Linked DNA regions of Homo sapiens: region 1 is linked to region 2. A link is an interaction called in ENCODE POLR2A ChIA-PET data of the cell type or tissue named here. Cell type or tissue: CD4-positive, alpha-beta T cell. All regions are shown on one strand. Each heading gives the region's core, and the rest is flanking DNA. Links, peaks and the distances in the headings are about the cores only. Region 1 overlaps NPAT (nuclear protein, coactivator of histone transcription). Region 2 overlaps ATM (ATM serine/threonine kinase).

The links. Peaks named below come from ENCODE experiments on the same cell type or tissue, not always from the same donor. Only the 100,000 strongest peaks of a DNase experiment are listed, where the experiment ranks them.
Region 1: POLR2A ChIA-PET joins it to region 2 with 5 read pairs; 3 of 35 experiments call an interaction of 5 or more read pairs at or near these places.

What each region holds. Positions count from the first base shown.
Region 1 is chr11:108,192,555-108,208,770 of GRCh38, forward strand. It overlaps NPAT (nuclear protein, coactivator of histone transcription), which reads right to left. Exons shown (of 18, transcript NM_002519.3): 2 at 4,748-4,866; 3 at 1,403-1,463. Among named protein-coding and RNA genes, the nearest start is that of NPAT, 22 kb to the right of the region's middle. In CD4-positive, alpha-beta T cell, for the core only: no CTCF peak of the experiment used is centred there; a DNase peak (open chromatin) is centred at 7,597.
Region 2 is chr11:108,249,227-108,253,618 of GRCh38, forward strand. It overlaps ATM (ATM serine/threonine kinase), which reads left to right. Exons shown (of 63, transcript NM_000051.4): 10 at 1,475-1,846; 11 at 2,611-2,805; 12 at 3,591-3,686. Among named protein-coding and RNA genes, the nearest start is that of ATM, 28 kb to the left of the region's middle. In CD4-positive, alpha-beta T cell, for the core only: no CTCF peak of the experiment used is centred there; no DNase peak of the experiment used is centred there.

The DNA.
Region 1 (16,216 bases), core at 5,639-9,638, 51 kb before region 2:
TTATCATAAAGGTTATGCAAATTCCTTATAAGTGTGGAAATTTAATCCTCAATTTTCTCATATTTAAAAATGGCTTTAAACAATCTCTCTCACTGGGTTATTCTAAAGACTAAATGAGAGGCCGGGCATGGTGGCTCACGCCTGTAATCCCAGCACTTTGGGAGGCTGAGGTGGGCAGATCATGAGGTCAGGAGTTTGAGACCAACCTGGCCAACATAGTGAAACCCTGTCTCTACTAAAAACACAAATATTAGCTGGGCATGGTGGCGTGCGCCTATAGTCCCAGCTACTCGGGAGACTGAGACAGGAGAACTGCTTGAACCCGGGAGACGGAGGTTGCGGTGAGCCGAGATCGCGCCATTGCACTCCAGCCTGGGCAACAGAGCGAGACTCCCGTCTCAAAAAAAAAACAAACAAAGAAAAGACTAAATGAGAAAAAAAACATATGAAAGCACGTAGCACAATGCTTATACACAGACAATGTCAAAAAATGTCAAGCTTCTTTTCCTTTGTTATCATCTTATGCGAATTCTTTAGTGCTAATTGTTTTGTTAATGTTGTAAGCTATTGAAAATAATCAATATTAGAGAATAAGCAGTCAAAACTTTCCCTCTAAAACATCCTTAATTTAGGCAAGTAGAATTTTATATTCTAGTAACTATAAGCCAGTGTATGACTGGCTTCTGTGTTCAGACTTAGACTACATAGAATTAAAATTAAAATGTCAGTTTAAAACTTTTTAACACATAGTGATGTCTGTTTATCAGTGTAGATAACACAGAGGTAAGAGTTTTATTTTACATATTTTTTAAAGGTAGTTTTTGGGTTATTTTTGCTAACATAAAGATTGTTGCAATTTATGTACCACTCAATGTAAACACAAACAAATGGCTGGGGGCAGTGGCTCACACCTGTAATCCCAGCACTTTGGGAGGCCGAGGTGGGTGGATCACCTGAGGTCGGGAGTTCGAGACCAGCCTGACCAACATGGAGAAACCCTGGCTCTACTAAAAATACAAAATTAGCCGGGCATGGTGGCGCATGCCTGTATTCTCAGCTACTTGGGAGGCTGACTGAGGAGAATCGCTTGAATCCAGGAGCTGGAGGTTGCAGTGAGCTGAGATTACGCCACTGCACTCCAGCCTGGGCAACAAGATTGAAACTCCGTCTCAAAAAAAACCAAAAAAACAAAAAACAACAACCAAAAAAACAAAACAAAACAAAAAACCAAAACCCACAAACAAATTAGATGTGTCCCAGAAAAATTTATCTCATTACAACAGGGACAAGTTTTTTCAAGGCTTTTATGAGACATTAATAACCTTTAGAAATCATTTTTAACTAAATCAAGTAGATAAATATTGTATACATCAGCAAAAAAACTCCAAATCAGAACTCTTACCTTTTGTTTTCATAGCTACATACTCATTTAAAATTGTTGTCAAGTTTTTTCCAAATAAGGACTGAAAAGAAAAAGATCAAATATTACCAAAATTGTATAATACTACCAATAATTTCTCACAAGAAAAGATTCTACCATTCAACTTAATAAAAGATCTGACTGCAGAGTAGCGATGAGGAAAGGGTAAAGAAGCAGGTAATCGAAAATGAAAATAGCCACTGAAATTAGGGTTTGCATCCAAGCTTCTAAAGAATCTTGCCTGTTTGACTAGGACATTATAGCTACTTGGGTATCACTGCTTCCAGACCCTCTCAGCAGACAGCTATACATACATGTACAAATGCATATACACAAGCATTTGTATCATCTAGCTGTATATATATATATTAAAATAACTACAGTGTCATACCAATATCTCAGACTATAACCCAACACCACTGGTTTCATTATTATGTTTATTTGTATCTTCTTCCTCACACAGTGAGAAATCTGGCTCCCACTATCTACAATTTGTTATTTGTTCAGAATTGTTAATTTAGAAGAAATCAGAAGGATTTATTTAATATTCATCCACGTTATTGTGTGAATCAATAGCATGTTGCTTTCTATTGCTGAGTAGTGGAGTATTGCTGTTATGAACACATCAGAGTTTGTCAATTTTTGAAAGACATCTTCGTTGTCACCAGTTTTTAAAATTTATTTTTATTTTTTAGAGACAGGGTCTTGCTCTGTCACACAGGCTGGAGTACAGTGGCTGCTCACAGCTTACTATAGCCTCGAACTCCTGGCTTCAAGCCATGTTCCTACCTCAGCCTCCCACAGTGCTGGGATTAAAGGTGTGAGCCATCACGCCTGGCCTGTTTTCAGTATTTTTTTTTTTTTTTTGAGATGGAGTCTTGCTCTGTTGCCCAGGCTGGAGTGCAGTGGCACAATCTCGGCTCACCAAAACCTCTGTCTCCTGGGTTCAAGCGATTCTCCTGTCTCAGCCTCCCGAGTAGCTGGGACTACAGGCGCACGCCATCATGCCCAGCTAATTTTTGTATTTTTAGTAGAGATGGGGTTTCACTATCTTGGCCAGGATGGTCTTGAACTCTTGACCTCGCTATCCACTCGCCTTGGCCTCCCAAAGTGCTGGGATTACAGGTGTGAGCCACCACACTTAGCCTGTTTTCAGTTTTTAGCCACTATAAGCAAACACCAGTGTCTAGGTTTTTCTGTGAGAACAAGTTTTCCAATTGATTTGGGTAATGTGAGTGTTGGTTCACATGAGGAGTACATGCATAATCATATAATCATGTCATAATCATGTCAAACTGTTTTCAAAAGCCACTGTATGACTTTTAATTCTTACCAGTAAGAAACAAGAGTTCCTGCTGCTCTGCATATTTGTGGTGAAGGACTTGCCAGTTTTTAAACCTGTTTTCTTATTTTAGCCATTCTAACAGGAATTAGTATCTCACTGGGGTATTAATTTGCATTTTCTTAATGACTAATGATATGGAAGATCTTTTCATATGCTTATTGCCATCTGTATATTTTCTTTGGTAAAGTATCTTCAGATCTCTTATCCACTTAAAAAATTGTTTGGTTTTTGTTGTTAAGTTTTAAGAATTCTATACATATGTTCTGGGTACAAACCCTTTATCAGACATGTAAGATATAAATATTTTCACCCAGCCTTTTTTTTTTGGGACAGGGTTTTACTCTGTCACCCAGGCTGAAGTGCAGCCGTGCAGTTGTGGCTCACAACAGCCCTGACCTCCTGGGCTCATGCAATCCTCCAGCCTCATCCTCCCAAGCAGCTGGGACTAAGTGCACCACTATACCTGGCTAATTTTTAAAAATTGTTTTCTAGAGATGAGGTCTCACTATGTTGCCCAGGCTGGTACAGAACTCCTGAGTTCAAGCAATCCTCTTGCCTGGGCCTCCCAAAGTGCTGGGATTATAGGCATGAGCCATTGGGTCTGGCCCAGCCTATTTCTTCTAACGTGCCTCTTGTAGAGCAAGTTTTTAATTTTTTATAAAGTTGAATTTGCCTAATTTTTGCCTTTATAGCCCATGCTTTTGGTGTCATATATAAAACTCACTGTCAAATCCAACTTTGCACAATTTTTTTCTTATGTTTTCATTTAGAAGTCTTACGGTCCTGTGTTTTACATTCTGATCCATTTTGGTTAATTTTTGCATAAGGTATGAGGTATTTGTAGAGGTTCTTTTTCTACATATGGATGTCTGAGTGTTCCAGCAACATTTGTTGATAAGACCATCCTTTCTGCAATGAATTGTCTTTAATCCTTTGTCAAAATCAGATGTGTGGGTCTCTACATGGACTTGTATGTGGTTCCACATGCCTAAACTATCAAAAATGCCCCTTCATCTCGATTATCATAGTTTTTTAGTAAGTCTTGAAGTCTGGTAATGTGAGTCCTCCAAGTTGTTCTTTTTCAGAAACTGTTTAGGCTATTCTAGTTTCTTTTCCATTTAAAACTTAGAATTCAGCTTTGTGTTATCTATAAAAATGCTTGCAGGCATTTTGACTGTGAAAAATCTATAATTAAATTGGGAGGAACTAACACCTTAACAATATTGAGTCTCTCAATTTGTACACACAATACAATTCTCCTTTTATTCAGGCCTTAGATCTCAGGCAATTTTGAGCATTTGGATTTCACACATATTTTGTTAGATTATCTCTAAGCATTTTGTTTGTTTGTTTGTTGCTATTATAAACGGGTATTTTCAAAATCCAATTGTTCATTGCAGGCATACGGAATATAATGGATTTGTGTATATTCTGTATTCTATGACCCTGCTTAACTTTAGTTTTGCATCATTTTCAGTTTCCTAAGCAGACATTCATGTTATCTGTGATAGCCTTTAAGGAGCCATGATTAAAATAAAATGGCAAACACCATGTGAAATGATGTAGTTCTGGAAGGTATCCACTATGTACCAAATGATGGTTTGTTGGTCTAGTGATATTTAACAAAAGAGATGACAATAATATATCAAAATATCTGTTTTATATTTGTCTAAAAGGAGCAGCCAGATACAGGTCAGGAAGAAAAAAAAAGGCTTGGAGACAGCAGCAGCGAAACTAATCAGAAACGAGGGTGTCATTTTGAAACTAACTCTCGGAGTCAAAGTTGTAATTCATTTAATAGTTTTGGCATAAATTTGTAAAAAGAAAAGCTGGTCTTCTTTGGGTCTTACCAGTCATGCATGAATATAAACCACCAAATTTCTGCCAATTTCAATTTTTTTTTTCTGATAAGCTGATTTTATGACTATGTTTTTAGTCTCTTGTGTTGATGAAATATTTCCCTTAAGGAACAAATAACTCACCAGTAAGCAGGCTGGAATAAACCCTTCATCTGTACAATGTTCTGCATATTCTTTTAAATCTGAACTTTCCAAAATAAAAGTCTGGCAGGTAGAAATGAGGTTTTCTTGCTGTAAGTAACCTAAATAAAAAATAAAAGTTTAGGTACTTATACTAAATTCTGTACTTTTGGTTAAAACTGCTATTGAAAATGCTGTAGCATGTACTGATGTCACAATTGAAACCTTAGGTGGAATGCTCTAGTGTTTGGCAGCCTTGAACAGAAACACCAGGTTGTGCTGCAATACAAAGTACAGTTCATAGAACAGGTGGCCCTTTCACAAGAAACAATTCTAGCTAAACTAGTAAAATAAAGTGTTTAACAAAGTATAATTACTTCACAGTACTTACAGGAGAACCAATAAATTAATGATAAATAACTATGTCCCTCTACTGCATAACTTCCATAAAGACCAAGTCAGTTGATGGTATAAATTCACTTACTGCGTTATCAGAAAACTATGTTCTCACAACACTGCTATGTATTTGTATACTTCATTTATTTGCCAAATGATTTATAAAAAGAATGAACAGAAGACCTACTCTGCATGAAAGTTGAGACAGGAACTCCCTTAATTCTTAATTTATGCCCTTTGGGAATCAAAGCATTATCAATTCCAACAAGAACATCAACCTTAACTAGTGAAGGAAGGCTAAGGCAGAGTGGGTCAACTGCTTGGCTGAACTAAAGCATGCCCCAAAGCACACACAGACCCCCTTGGCAAACAATGGGATATTAATTTGCTCCCAGTAGTTAAGGAAATCATCATCCAATCAGAGTATCAACTCTTCACAGAATATAGACTGCATAAAATTAGTTCAGCAAACTCACTAGACAAACAGCAACAGCTAAGACAACAACAAACATGGAAGAAGAAAAATCTAATCTCAAGAGTTGTCACATTATATTATTTAAAACATCCTATTTTCCACAAAATATTATGAGATATGCAGAGAAATAAGGAAGTATGGATCATACAGAGTCAAAAAACCAAAAATCTGCCTAGGGAAATCCAGACATTAGACTTGAGACTTTAAATAAGCAATTTTAAATAAGTTGGAAAAACTAAAGGAATCCACGTCTAGAAAATTATGAGAATAATCTCTCACAACATAGAAAATATGAATAAAGAAATACAGTTGATAAGAGCAGGAGACAAACTCCCAAGCAGACGGGTAGGGTACCCGGTGAAACCCGACAACTTTCAAGCCAAAGACAGTCTGAAGCCTGAAAACTGGACTGCCAGTTCTGTGTAGAGCCCATGACCAGAGTGAGAACTTCCTAGATGTCTTTTAGCCAATCAAATGGTGCTTTTTCCAGGTTCACCCATGGACCAATCAGCCTGCACTCTGAGCCCATAAAAACCTCCATTCTGAGCCCATGAAAACCTCAGACTCAACCACACATGGGGACTACCTGCCTTTGGAATCCCCTCTCACATGGAGCTCTACTCACGTTGGGTCCCCTCTCGTGTCGAGAGCTGTTTTGTTGCTCAAGAAAACCCTCTTCCACCTTGCTCACTCCCCAGTGTCCACATAACCTCATTCTTCTTAAACGCAGGACAAGATCTCAGAACCTGCTGAATGGTGGGTGTGAAAGGAACTCTTAACATTGTAGCCCTTCAGCCCTCCGCTGGCACTGGGCAGCTACCCAACAGGAAGCAGGAGTGGGGCTGGGCCAGCCCAGGACTGAAGCAGACTGAAGCAGGGTAGAGGGACGGAATGAGCTGTAACACAAACGAGCTGAAACATGCGCTCCCCTGCCACCTCCGTTTGCCATGCTGTGGGCGGTGGGAAGGAGACAGAGTTGTAACGGTCCTTGGGGGCTCAGACCTCAGAACTCCCTGGGCAACAGCTGGGGCTCTGTGGTTGCTGGTATCTCCAAGTTTTTGGGCGCTGCTGTGTCACCCTCACCCAGACGCCGGCTCCCAAGGTGGAAGACAATCATGGCACAACTGGACCAGCTGCGGGGCTTAATGCAGAGCTGCAGTGGGCATGGAATCCGGGCCAGAAGCAGTCTGCTGGGTCAAGTGGGCAGAGAGGGCCCAGCAATGAGCCTAGAGGCGAGCGAGGCCCAGGCAGGCGCGCCACAGGCCACAGAGATGCTGGACAGCATAGCGGCACTGAATGGATCCTGTGTCATTTCTGGAGGCTTGTCTGGGATCTGTGCAAGGGTAAGAGTGGACCTCTTACACTTTCATTTCTGAGGCTTCTTGCCTTCACATTTTTTTTCCAAAAACGGATGAAGCACTGGGCCTCTGTCAGCCAGTTAAGAGCGAATGGCACAGCTGCAAAGGACAGGCTTGCTGGGGAAGATTTTGTCAAGCCTCTGCCATCACCCTCGGGTACTGGGAATGTTGGCTTTGTTTCAATCCAGTCTCCCTTCACAGAGGTCTAGCCAATGCATAGGATCGGAATAAGGTCCTCGGGCAACTGAAGGCATCTGGCTGAGGCTACACCTCAGTGTTACCTGAAGGCTCCTGGACTGGCCCCAATCCCCAACAGCCCGTTCGGGTGTCAGTCAAGACCTCCAGTCTTTCCTATAGCATTTTCTTTCTCTCTTCCTGGCTCCTATCTCTTCTTCATACACAACGTTAAGGGTGTTGCTGCAAACCACAGTGATAATATTATTGAGTGGAATGAGCATTTTGCTTAGTCATCAGCAGTGTAATTCAGAACAACTTGGTTTTTGTCTGTTCTTAGAAGCAAGAAGGATGCAATGACTGAGAGTTTTCTTTCCCCTGTTGAAGGAATCCATTTGCATTGGGCAAGAGGTTATTTCCCTCAGGCAACTTCCCCTACCTGCGTTTAAGTTGTTTCCGCCCCCGCAATCATGTCAGGAGTCAGCACAGTCCTATGACTACAGGGAGCTTTGCTATGTAAGAGACTGATTTTTTTCCCTCTTGGGAGGCAACTTATTAGGCCAGGCCTCCCCTTCCTTTCTTAGTGTGACTGTGAGGGATGTCTCAGGAAAGCCTTTAATCTGATATTTTTCCCAACCCCTTAGTTATAGTTGAGGGGACCTTTTGTTTACCCATGCCTTTTAAATCATGCCTGAAAGCCCAACTCCTCTGCTAGGCAGGGCTATTTTAGCTGGTACGGGACCCATCATCCTTATGGCTCCAGGACAGACTCTTTGTCTCACCCTAGTGCAGACCAATATTAATTAACCCAGAAGTCTGGGCAACTGAAAGGAAAATTGGTGCAGCCACAACTGCCATACTGGTCTAGGTCCACCTTAAGGATCCCACCTCCTTCTCTAACCAGAGACAATATCCCCTAAAACCAGAAGTTAGGAAAGGGCTAGAAGCCATCACTGATAACTCAAGGATGCAGGGCTTCCTTAAACCCTGCAACAGCCCTTGTAATACTCTGATATTGGATGTACAAAAACCCAACAAAGGAAGGAGACTGGTCCAAGACCTCTGCCTCATTAATGAGGCTGTGGTTCCAATCCATATGGTGGTTCCCAATCCCTATACCCTACTAACTCAAATACTTGAGGGAACTAAATGGTTCACAGTCCTGAACCTAAAAGACATCTTTTTCTGCATACCATTACACCCCAACTGCCAGTATTTATTTGCATTCAAAGATCCATCCAACCAGACCACAAAGCTAACCTGGATGGTGTTACCGCAGGGATTCTAAGACAGCCCCCAGCTGTTTGGGCAGTTCCTTTATCCTCAGGTGAAAGTTTTACAATATGTAGATGACATTCTCCTTTGCGTTCCAATTGAGGAAGTCTCAGGAGGACAGTAAGGCTTGTCTTAATTTTCTGGCTAACAGAGGATATAAGGTCTCAAAATCTAAGGCTCAGCTCTGTCAGACTTCAGTGAAGTACCTAGGTCTAGTCTTGTCAGAGGGGACCAGGGAACTAGGTGAAGAAAGAATTAAGTCCATCTCCTCTTTTCCTCTCCCCAAAACCCTCAAGCAACTGAGAGGATTCTTGGGGATTACAGGACTATGGATACCTGGGTATGGTGAAATAGTTTGTCCCTTATATCACATAATAAAGGAGACTCAGGCAACTAAGACTCACTCCCTAATTTGGGAACCAGAGGCTAAAAGGACCTTTGACCAACTGAAACAAGCCTTGCTTGAGGCACCAGCCCTTAGTCTTCCCATAGGGAAGACATTCAATCTTTATGTATCAGAAAGGAAAGGAATGGCCCAGGGAGTTCCAACTCAGGCCCAAGGTCCAGCCCAGAAACCTGTAGGTTACCTAAGCAAGGAGCTGAATTTGGTAGCTAAAGGATGGCCAGCCTGCCTCCGGGCAGTCACAGCAGTAACCTTGTCAGTACCAGAGGCCACTAAGGTGACCATGGGGTATAACGTAACCATTTATACTCCACATAATGTGGCAGGACTGCTGTTCTCTAAGGGGAGGCTCTGGGTAGTGGATGACCATCTCCTCAAATATTAAGCTGTGCTATTAGAGAGATCTGCAGTTAAGAATCTGTCCTTCCCTAAACCCAGCAACTTTCCTCCCAGAGAAAGCTGGGGAGCTTGAACATGACTATGAACAGATAGTAGTGCAAACCTATGCGGTCAGAGAGGACCTTGAAGAAACCTCCTTAGAGAACCCAGACTGGACTCTCTTTACAGATGGAAGTTCTTTTGTGGAATAAGGGATCCATAAAGCAGGGTATGCAATAGTCACCCTAAATGATATTATTGATAGCATGCCTCTCTCCTCAGGCACAAGTGATCAACTAGCTGAGGTAACTGCCCTCACAAAGGTGCTTGAATAAAGCAAAGGGAAAGCAGTTAACATTTATACTGATTCTAAGTATACTTTCCTAGTCCTCCCTGCCCATGCCACTATCTGGAAAGAAAGGGACTTCCTCACAGCTAATAGGTCTCTCATACCACCAGGAAATTAAGATATCATTATCCTCAGTTTTCCTTCCATGGGAAGTGGCAATATTACATTGTAAAGGCCACCAAAAGTGAACAGATGAAATAGCTGAGGGAACTAAGGTGGCAGACCAAGCAGCTAAGTCGGCAGCAAGAGGGCCCCAGATTTCTGATCCACTTGAGGCCCCTCTGATCTGGGAGGGCTCCAAGAGAAATAAAACCTCAATATTCTCCTGTGGAAATAGAATGGGCCACCTCTCAGGGACACACCTTTCAGCCCTCGGGATGGCTGCAATCAGAGGACAGCAAACTTCATCTACCAGCTACCAGCCAGGTAGTTCTTAAAAGTTCTTAAAATCCTTCAGCAAGCCCTCCACCTAGGTAAGCATAAAACCTATCAATTGGCCCAAATGTGGTTTTCAGGTAAAAATCTGCTAAAAATGGTCAAAAAGGTCACTAATGCTTGTGAGACTTGCCTTAGAAATAATCCCCTCAAGCAACATCTTCTCCCTTCTGGAACCCAAATAATGGGAGGTTACCCAGGGGAAGACTGGCAGATAGATTTCACCCCTATGCAGAAGACGAGAGGCATCCACTACCTCCTAGTGTGGGTAGATATCTTCACTAACTGGGTAGAAGCATTTCCATGTTGGACACAGAAAGCCTCTGAGGTGATAAAAGTACTAATTAATGATGTAATTATTCGTTTTGCACTTCCTAAACACCTCCAGAGTGATAATGGGCCTTACTTCAAGGAGGCTGTCACCCGGGGGTCTCAAAGGCAGTAGGCATACAATACTATCTTCATTGTGCTAGGAGACCACAATCTTCAGGAAAGGGAGAAAAGACAGATGATATTATCAAAAGGTACCGCAGAAAACTGTCTTGAGAGACTCATCTGCCCTGTATTACTTTTCTTCCCATAGCCCTACTACATGTCAGAAACACCCCTTCAAAGCTGGGTTTAATTCCCTTTGAAATGATGTACAGACGACCTTTTCTCACCAATGATTTCTTGCTAGACCAAGAAACCTCTGATTAGATTACATGTATAACATCTTTGGCCCATTTCCAATAGGAACTGAAACAACTGTCAGAGGCCCAATTCTGTGAACTAGGGCCATCTCTATTCAACCCAGGGGACATAGTACTGGGTAAAGGCACTTCCTACCCTCTCTCCCTCTCTAGGTCGGCACTGGGAGTGACCTTATACCATACTTCTTTCTACTCCTATGGCAGTAAATGTCACTGGAAAATATTCTTAGATTCATCATACTCGAGTAAAGGCCTGGGAAAACTGACGGAATTATCTCTGTTGACCTGTAACAGTACCCGAAGTACCAGTGTGAAAAAATCAGAGACCTCAAGCTAAATGACAAAAGGTTAAGTGTCATTAACCTACCATGAACATCCTCTTTATAGTCTCTCCTAGGCTTGCTCTTCTCACCCTTGTTCTGTTCCTCACAAGGCATCTTTGCCAAGGACCCCTTAATCCTGAACCCCCAAGGGATTATATACTCCCCTAAACAGTTATTTTTCTTCTAAAGTTTAACTGTCCCCATACAAGATTTAATTTCTTTCACTAGGGTGAAACAGCTCTAGCCATAACATTGTTTCAGCATGTTTAGTCTATTTTGCTCCTTATTTCTGTTATCTTTGGGACTACATTTTTCCCTTCTAGCTCCTCTTTGTATAATACACATATTTGGTCCATGTATATTTAACCTCCTTGTAAAATTTGTTTCTTCTCAATTAGAGATCATTAAACTCCATATGGTCATGCAAATGGAGCCTCAGACGATGGCTCCCTTTTACTGGGAACTCTTAGGCCTCTGAGAGAGATCAGACTGCTGTTTTTGCAAAACAGCACCCCGTCAGCAGAAAGCAGCAATTGTGGTCATTGTCCTTATCCTAATGGCAGTTAGATGTACTTCTTCAGAGGGAGGATTGATAGCAGCAAGAGACAAATTCCCAGGCAGACAGGGGTGGGTCCATGGTGAAACCCAACATTCAAGTCAAAGGTGGCCTGAAGCCTGAAAACTGCATGCCAGTTCCGGACAGAGTCCACAACTAGAATGAAAACTTCCTCGATGCCTAAGGCCAATCCAATGCCCGCCCACAGACCACTCAACATGCACTCCCACATTCTGAGCCCATAAAAACCCTGGACTCAGCAACACGTGGGGTTACCTACCTTTGGGACCCCTATCACACAGAGGGTTATCCACTTTGGGTACCCTCTCATGTTGAGAGCTGTTCTGTTGCTCAATAAAAATCCTTTTCCACCTTGCTCAGTCTCTCATGTCCATGTAATCTCATTCTTCTCAGATGCGGGACAAAACCCTGGAACCTGCCGAACCTGCCGAACCTGCAGAACCTGCCGGTGGGAAAGGGGCTATAACATTGTAGCCCTCCTGCCTTCTGCCAGGAGCGGACAGCCGCCCCACATGACAGGAAGCAGTGGCAGGGCCAAGCAGGCCCAGGAGCCGCAAGCCAGAGTGGGGCAGTGGGCCTGAATGAGCTGTTAACACAAATGAGCTGAAACACATCCCCCTATCATTCGCTGCCTTGTGGATGGCACGAAGGAGACAGAGTTGTAACAGTCCTTTGATCTGAGGAATGGAAACAAATCCAGAATGATGAAAAGTGAACAGAGTCTCAGAGACCTAAGGGATGCCATCAATTTTACCAACAAAAGCATAATGGAAATCCTAGAACGACAGAAATGCCAGAAAGAATATTTGAAGAAATAATGTCTAGAAACGTGCAAATTTGAGAAAAAACTTAATCTACACATGAAGGTAGCTCAACAGTCTCTAAGTAGGATAAACTAAAAGAGATCCATACCTAGACAGACCATAATCAAACTGAAAATACAAAGACAAACAAAATCGTGAAAGCAGTGAGAAACAACTCATCACATACAAGGGTTTCTCAGTAAGACTGACAGCTGATTTCTCACCAGAAACCAGAAGTAGTGAGATGATATTCAAAGACTTGATATTTACTTTGATTGTTGAAGAAAAAAGATAAAAAACTGATAGCAAAAAAAGGTCAACCAAGAATTTTCTTTTCTTTTTGAGACAGCGTTTCACTCTGTTGCCCAGGCTGAAGAGCAGAGGAACCATTATAGCTCACTGTAGCTTTGAATGCTGGGGCTCAATCGATCCTCCCACCTCAGTCTCCCAGGTAGCTGGGATGACAGGAACTCACAACTATGCCTGGCTAATTAAATGAAAAAATTTTTAATAGAGATGGTGTCTCACTATATGTTGCCTAGATAGGTCTTGAACTCCTAGCCTCAAGCGATCCTCCCACCTTGGCCCCCACAAAGTGCTGGGATTACAGGAGTAAGCCACCACAGCCAGCCTCAAGGAAGAATTCTATATCTAACAAGACTCCAAACTAAAACTTTAAAAATTGTATGTTATCAAATAAACAACTAAAAGAATTAGTTGCTAGCAGATTTTCCCTGTAAGAAATACTAAAGGGGGACTCCTTCAGGCTAAAATGAGATGATACTGGAGAGTAACTTGATAACAACATAATATAAAGCAGTATAGGTTAGGTGCAGTGGCTCATGCCTGTAATCCCAGCACTTTGAGAGGTTTAGACGGGTGGATCACTTGAGGCCAGGAGTTTGAGACCAACCTGGCCAACACAGCAAAACCCCATCTCTACTAAAAATACAAAAAAATTAGCTAGGTGTGGTGGGACTCGCCTGTAATCTCAGCTACTTGGGAAGCTGAGACATGAGAATCTCTTGAACTGGGGAGGCAGAGGCTGCAGTGAGGCGAGATCATGCCAAGGCATTCCAGCCTGGGTGACAGAGCGAGACCCTGTCTCAAAAATACATAAATAAATAAATAAAAATAAAATAGTATAAGTGTTTGTTGTACGTAAACTTTCTTCCCCAACTCTGCTTAAAAAGATAACTGTACACAACAATATGGGCATATAATGTATGAAGGTGTAATTTATATGACCTTAAAAACATGATCCAACTATATGCTGTTGTCACAGGATCCTTAGGGTGTCGCTTTTCCAGTTCGAAACCTCTGTGGCTGGTGGTGCCTTTGCCTGAGTTTTGCTAGGGCCTGCTGGGTTTGTTCCGCCCACTTGGCCAAGCAGGCTGTGTTTGGCTCATGCTACTGGGCCTAATCCCATGCCTGCTGGTGGTGAGCCAGGCATGAAGCAGTGAGGGGTGTATGAGTGAGCTCAGCCACCGAGCATAGTCAGGCATGTTGGATGCAGTAGGGCGGGCATATCCAGGCACTGGCTCCCTGTGAGGTTGCATCTGGATCAGACATACCACAGTGGCTTCCACTGTGGGTACTGGGGAACGTAGTGGCACCCTGAAGCTTGGAGACATCAAGAATCCCAGAGCCCCAAAGAGGGTGTCACAACCCTGGTTTGGGGAGCTCTTAGGTCTGGGCTCCCCAAAGGGCCTCAGCTCTTCTTTCCTTCTCATTGTCTGCAACGTGGTGAGCAAGGGGGCATGTTTCAGCCCTGTTTTACAGATCTTTCAGTCCCGCCTTTCAGTGGGTCCCATGTTATTATCCTGCGTCCAGGAAGAATGAGGTTCACGGTCAACTGGAAGGTGCTCAAGGCGGAGAGGAGCTTCACTGAGTGACAGAACAGCCCTCAGGAGACCTGCAGTGGGTAGCTCCTTTCCGTAGGCAGGTCGTCCCCACGAGTATCCAGCTCTCAGTGGAGAGGATACCCACAGTGGGAAGCTCCTTTCTGCAGTGCCTTTCTGTGCAGGCAGGTCATCCTGATGAGTGTCCAGCTCTCAACAGAGAGGAGACCCACAGTGGGTAGCTCCTTTCTGCAGGCAAGTCATCCTGACGAGTGTCCAACTCTCAGTGAATAGAGCTGCAGTGGGTAGCTCCTTTCTGCAGGCAGGTTGTCCCAACAAGTGACCAGTTCTCGGTGGAGATGAGACCCACAGTGAGTAGCTCCTTCTCACAGCTGGTAGTCCCAACATCTCTGTGAGTCTGGCTGAGTCTGGGGTTTTTATGGACCTCAAATGGGAGTAAGTATGTGCTGATGGGTCCATGGACAGCCATGGGTGGGTGCAGAAAAAGCACCATAAATTCTCACTCTGGGCCATGGATCTGCAGTCTGGCCCCCAGGCTTTAGCTGTCTCTGGCTTGAAGGTGTGGCTTCACCAGGGGCCTGCCCCTTTCCACCTAGGAGACCATCTGCCTCCTGCCACCATCAACCTGACATCCAAGGTGCCCACGGTGCTTAGGCTGTTCATGCCAAGGGGCAGGCCCATGCCGAGTTGCCCTCAGCCTCACCCTTGGCCTCCCTCATGTGCTCATCAGAGCTCAAAGTCCAGAGGGGGACCGAGGCAGCATGAGGCTGGTGTGTTGGTGCTGCCCCTAGTGTGCACACACCCAGCCAGGTCCCGACAGCAGCAGGCTCAGCCTCAACTTTACTTTGAAATCGGAGTGGGCACCGGGAGCAGGGAGAGGCCAGGCAGCGGGAGTAGGCGCTTCCAAGCCTGCAGGGAAAGGGGGGCTTCCCTGGCCCCCGAGAGTGCAGGGATGCCTGCTCCACAGCTGCAGCTGCACCTGGGAGGGCAGGGCTCCTGCCCATCCAACTTGGAAGGGGACAGGGCACCCATCTGTTCCCAGCTCCTGCTGCCCTGTGGAGCACACAGCCCTGGCCACACCTCCCGTGCTGCAGCCGGCGTCTTGGCACCAGGTGCTGGACTGATTCAAAGACACAAACAGGGTGAAAGTAAAAGGATAGGAAAGATGACTGGATTACACCATCCAGTAATCAAGTAAGACTTAAAGTTGTTATGTTAATACAGGTTGAGTATATCCCTTATCTGAAATGCTTGGGACCAGAAGTGTTTCAGATTGTTCTCCCTTTCAGATTTTGGAACATTTGCATTATACTTACTGGTTGAGCATCGCTAATCTGAAAATCTGAAATGCTCCAATGAACATTTCCTTTGAGGGTCATGTTGGTATACAAACAGTTTTGGTTTTGGAGCATTCTGAATTTTTGCATTAGGGATACTCAACCTGTCTCAAAGTAGGTATTAAGACAAATATTGTTACTAGAGACAAAGATAATGACAAAAAAGGTCAATCCACAAAAAGATAACATGGCTGGGTGAAGTAGCTCACTTTGGGGAGGCTGAGGTGGTAGAATCGCTTGAGCCTAGGGTTCAAGACCATCCCGGGAAACCTAGTGAGAACCCACCTCTATGGTTTTTAGAAATTAGCTGGGCTTGGTGGTGTGCACCTGTAGTTCCAGCTGCTCTGGAGGTGGAGGTGGGAGGATAGCTTGAGCCCAGGAGGTCGAGGCTGCAGCGAACCATGACTGCACCACTGCACTCGAGCCTGGGCAACAGGGTGAGACCCTGTCTTTAAAAAAAAAAAAAGAGAGAGAGAGAAATAACACTTATAAACATAAATACACCTAACTGAGCCCAAAGTATAAAGCAAACTCACAGAAGGGAAAGGAGAAACAGATAATTCAACAATAAAAGTTGAAGGCTTCTATACCACACTTTCAGTAATACATAGAACAACTAGGCAGAAGATCAATAA
Region 2 (4,392 bases), core at 1-4,000:
TTACTAGCAAAGGGATATGTGATTGCCATGACAAATGAGATCAATCATTAATGGCTCATTTGCTTGGGCCAAGTGCAGGGCCACCTATTTTAATCATATTGTCATAGCAAGTTAAGAAGGAGGACTGGCTCTCTGATAGGCAATTAGAAGTGTGCACCTCATGGAATTCACTGAATTGTACGCTTCAACAATAGATTTTAGCATACGTAGCACCTTCTAATAGAATTAGGAAGAAGTTAAAGATAATCTTAAGAAATCACAGAATAATTTTGACCTTATGCCATGATAAAAAGTTATTTTCTCTTATTTTCTATCTTCTTTATTCTCATGTAACGTTCACATATATTTAAGTAATCAAATAAATTATGGATACTTTGGAATCCCAAAATATTAGATCTGGTAAGGATGTTTAGAATTTATCTAGTTCAGCCTGTTTGCTTTACTGAAAAGAAACTGAAACCCAGAGAGGTTAAGCAACTTCTGTAGGGACAGAGATTTATAGATTATAGTCAAACTCGTGATCAGTGCTCTTTTGATTACCATGTTGATGGAATGTTTAAGTGTAAGTGACTTCTGGGGAAAAGCATATTGATTTAGATACCTATTGCTTAAGCTCATTTTTATATAGTTAAGAGTAGCTATTTAAGATTCTTAATTTGTCCTTTTAGTCAAGAGTAATTTATTGAACACCTGTTATGGGCTAAGCGTTAGATATACAGAGATGAATAACATAAGACTCCTATTCTTAAGTATCACACATTCTAGAGAATACACAGCAAATGTTTATTGGATTAACTGAATTAATGTAAAGGAAAAACAGTTTTTTGGGTTTCTTTGTTTTCCTGTTTTAGAGGAATCGTTTGGTGACTAAAGAGCAAGGATGTACAAGATAACTCAGAAATAAAATATTGCTAAATATATATATATATATATATATATTTTCTGAGACGGAGGCTCACTCTGTCACCCAGGCTGGAGTGCAGTGGCACAATCTTGGCTCACTACAACCTCCACCTCCCAGGTTCAAGCAGTTATCCTGCCTCAGCGTCCTGAGTAGCTGGGATTCCAGGCATGTGCCACCATGCCCGGCTAATTTTTGTATTTTTAGTAGAGACTGGGTTTCACCATGTTGGCCAGGCTGGTCTCAAACTCCTAACCTCGTGATCTGCCTGCCTTGGCCTCCCAAAGTGCTGGGAAACCACCTGGCCCAAATATTGCTAATTTAATATCCTTTAAAATATTTGTTTAAGGGAAACTTAACAGCTTACCCAGCTAGCCAAACGTTGACAATTTTCCTGCCAATTTAGGAAGTAGGACATAGTAACTATTAACAGCCAGTTTATTTTTAGAGTACTATGGAAATGATGGTGATTCTCTAATTAGGATATTGTAAGAGTACCATGTCTATATATTTCCTTTTAGTTTGTTAATGTGATGGAATAGTTTTCAAATTATCCTTTTTTTTTTTTTTTAGGCTACAGATTGCAACCCAATTAATATCAAAGTATCCTGCAAGTTTACCTAACTGTGAGCTGTCTCCATTACTGATGATACTATCTCAGCTTCTACCCCAACAGCGACATGGGGAACGTACACCATATGTGTTACGATGCCTTACGGAAGTTGCATTGTGTCAAGACAAGAGGTCAAACCTAGAAAGCTCACAAAAGTCAGATTTATTAAAACTCTGGAATAAAATTTGGTGTATTACCTTTCGTGGTATAAGTTCTGAGCAAATACAAGCTGAAAACTTTGGCTTACTTGGAGCCATAATTCAGGGTAGTTTAGTTGAGGTTGACAGAGAATTCTGGAAGTTATTTACTGGGTCAGCCTGCAGACCTTCATGGTAAGTTCAGCATGCATTATGTCTGACTTACAGATAAACACACACAGACACACACACACTCACATATCCCTGATCATTTTCATAGTTTGTTACTTCAGTTAAAGATGTCAAATTCTATTTCAGATGCTTTTCTTGTTTGGCCGAGAAGACTTAATAAATGCATAAGTGAATTTAGTTTCAAATGTTGACAAATTATTAAAGACTAATGTTAAGGAATTTCTTTTTTAGTTAAAAAATTTTTAATTGATCTATAATAGAGTTATATATTATCAAGGTACATGTGATAATTTGACACACTCATATGACACACTCATGTAGGGTGATGGGATATCAGCACCCTACGTATCTTTTCTTCATGCTAGGAACGTTTGAATTATTCTCTTCTTGCTGTTTGGAAATGTACAATAGATTAATGTTAACCGTAGTCACCCTACTGATGTATCGGACACCAGGTCTTATTCCTTCTAATTGTATACGTGTATCCAAAAGACTTTCTTTAAAGAATTATGAAGAGTTTAAATTTCTTTTATGTGCAATTTATCATTATTTATTAAATAGCCATGTTTAAATTGTAGTACTATGCACTGTTAATAAACGAGCTATTTTTTAATCAAGAATCTTCCCAAATGTAATCAGACTTTTAACAGTTTTTATGTTCATTTAGTCACCTTAACTAAATGTATGTGCCAGGCACTGTCCTGATAGATAAAGTCTTTGCCCCTCCAATAGCTTGCTTTTCACAATTGTCCTTTGTTTTGTTATAGTCCTGCAGTATGCTGTTTGACTTTGGCACTGACCACCAGTATAGTTCCAGGAACGGTAAAAATGGGAATAGAGCAAAATATGTGTGAAGTAAATAGAAGCTTTTCTTTAAAGGAATCAATAATGAAATGGCTCTTATTCTATCAGTTAGAGGGTGACTTAGAAAATAGCACAGAAGTGCCTCCAATTCTTCACAGGTAATTTAAGTTCATTAGCATGCTGCTGTTTTTTTTGTTTGTTTTATCAGGCTCTCTCCACTTATTTGATGCCAGATGGCTTTATTTTATAATAATAATGCAGAATTTCCCAGATCTAACCTTAATTATTAAATATTATGTTTGTTTTTACAGTTATCTGTGTCTTTATGCCTGATTGCTTCTGAAATAAAGGGTTGTCTCACTGTGAGAATATGGGGGATGTGCATGAAAAATGCACATATAATTCTTTGAGCATTTATGTGTTCCTTTCTGATTTTTTAAATAAGTAAGTCCATATATTTGAGTCATGTAGATCCTGGATCCTTTCTCATAATGGGAGTGTCTTTTGGGTAAAAGATGTTTTATGAATGAGGTGAGGAAACGAGGAAGACAAAACAGGATGTAAGCACTAGGATAAAGGAATGGAGTCCCTCGTCCACTTAACCTTTCCACAGATTGGTAATTGGAACCAAATGATTGGAGAGCAGACCTCCGAATGGATCCAATTAAAGTACTTTTGCTTTAATTTTACAACCTTTTATTTATTTCAGAAATAATGTTAAACATGCTGTTTCTAAACAGTATTGGAAATGATAATAACAATGGTTGTCCTCCTTAAATTGTCCTTTTAGATATTAAGAAATTTAGTATAGATGAAAGCAATTTTAATCTAGGATCCAAATTTTAGAAGTCAAGATTTATAGCTAAACATGGATGTTAAAGTTTAAAGTATTCTTTACATGGCTTTTGGTCTTCTAAGTGAAGCTTTTTGTTTTTCTTTGTAGTAATTTTCCTCATCTTGTACTGGAGAAAATTCTTGTGAGTCTCACTATGAAAAACTGTAAAGCTGCAATGAATTTTTTCCAAAGCGTGCCAGAATGGTATGTTATCTAATAATGCTCTTTATCATTTTAAGCTATAGCTTTAATTACAAAGATGATAATTTTAGCTGGGTAGTAGCTGCATCTTAATAATTGTAAACTAAATTGGTCCAAAAAAATTGCAACTGTTAGCCAGGGAAGAGGTTGTTTTAATTCAGTGATTGTAATCTATGTTATATAACATTAGACCAAGCTTACTATTTTTTAATGCTGTATAGTATAATATGTGACAAGTGCCAATGAGAAAAACTGAATGGTTATGCTGGGAAATTAAGAATATAAAATTTATATGAAATAAGTTCTTAAAGATGTTACCCATTTCTGTACATCAACTATGATTTGACTATTTGTTAGCTTTAAAAACTAATGATAATTGAAAACAAAAATAAATCTAAACCTGAGTTTAGTTGATTGACTCAAGAGACTTAGATTGTATTGCTGTGACTGAAAATGACTCACTGGCACAAACATTCCTTATCTCCCTCAAGAGGGCAAAAGGATGCGTAACTGCTTACCTATACCAGATGTTAAAGGTTTTTAAACCTATGCTCTTTACTTCCTCTGCTTGGTGAAAAAAGGGATATGTTTGCAGACAATGTTATGCTTAACATTTATATCTGGTGTTTTTAAAAATACTTTCTGAATTTGCCTTTGAGATTGTAACTTGTATTTTTTCTCTATCTATTAGTAAAATTTGCTACTGAAT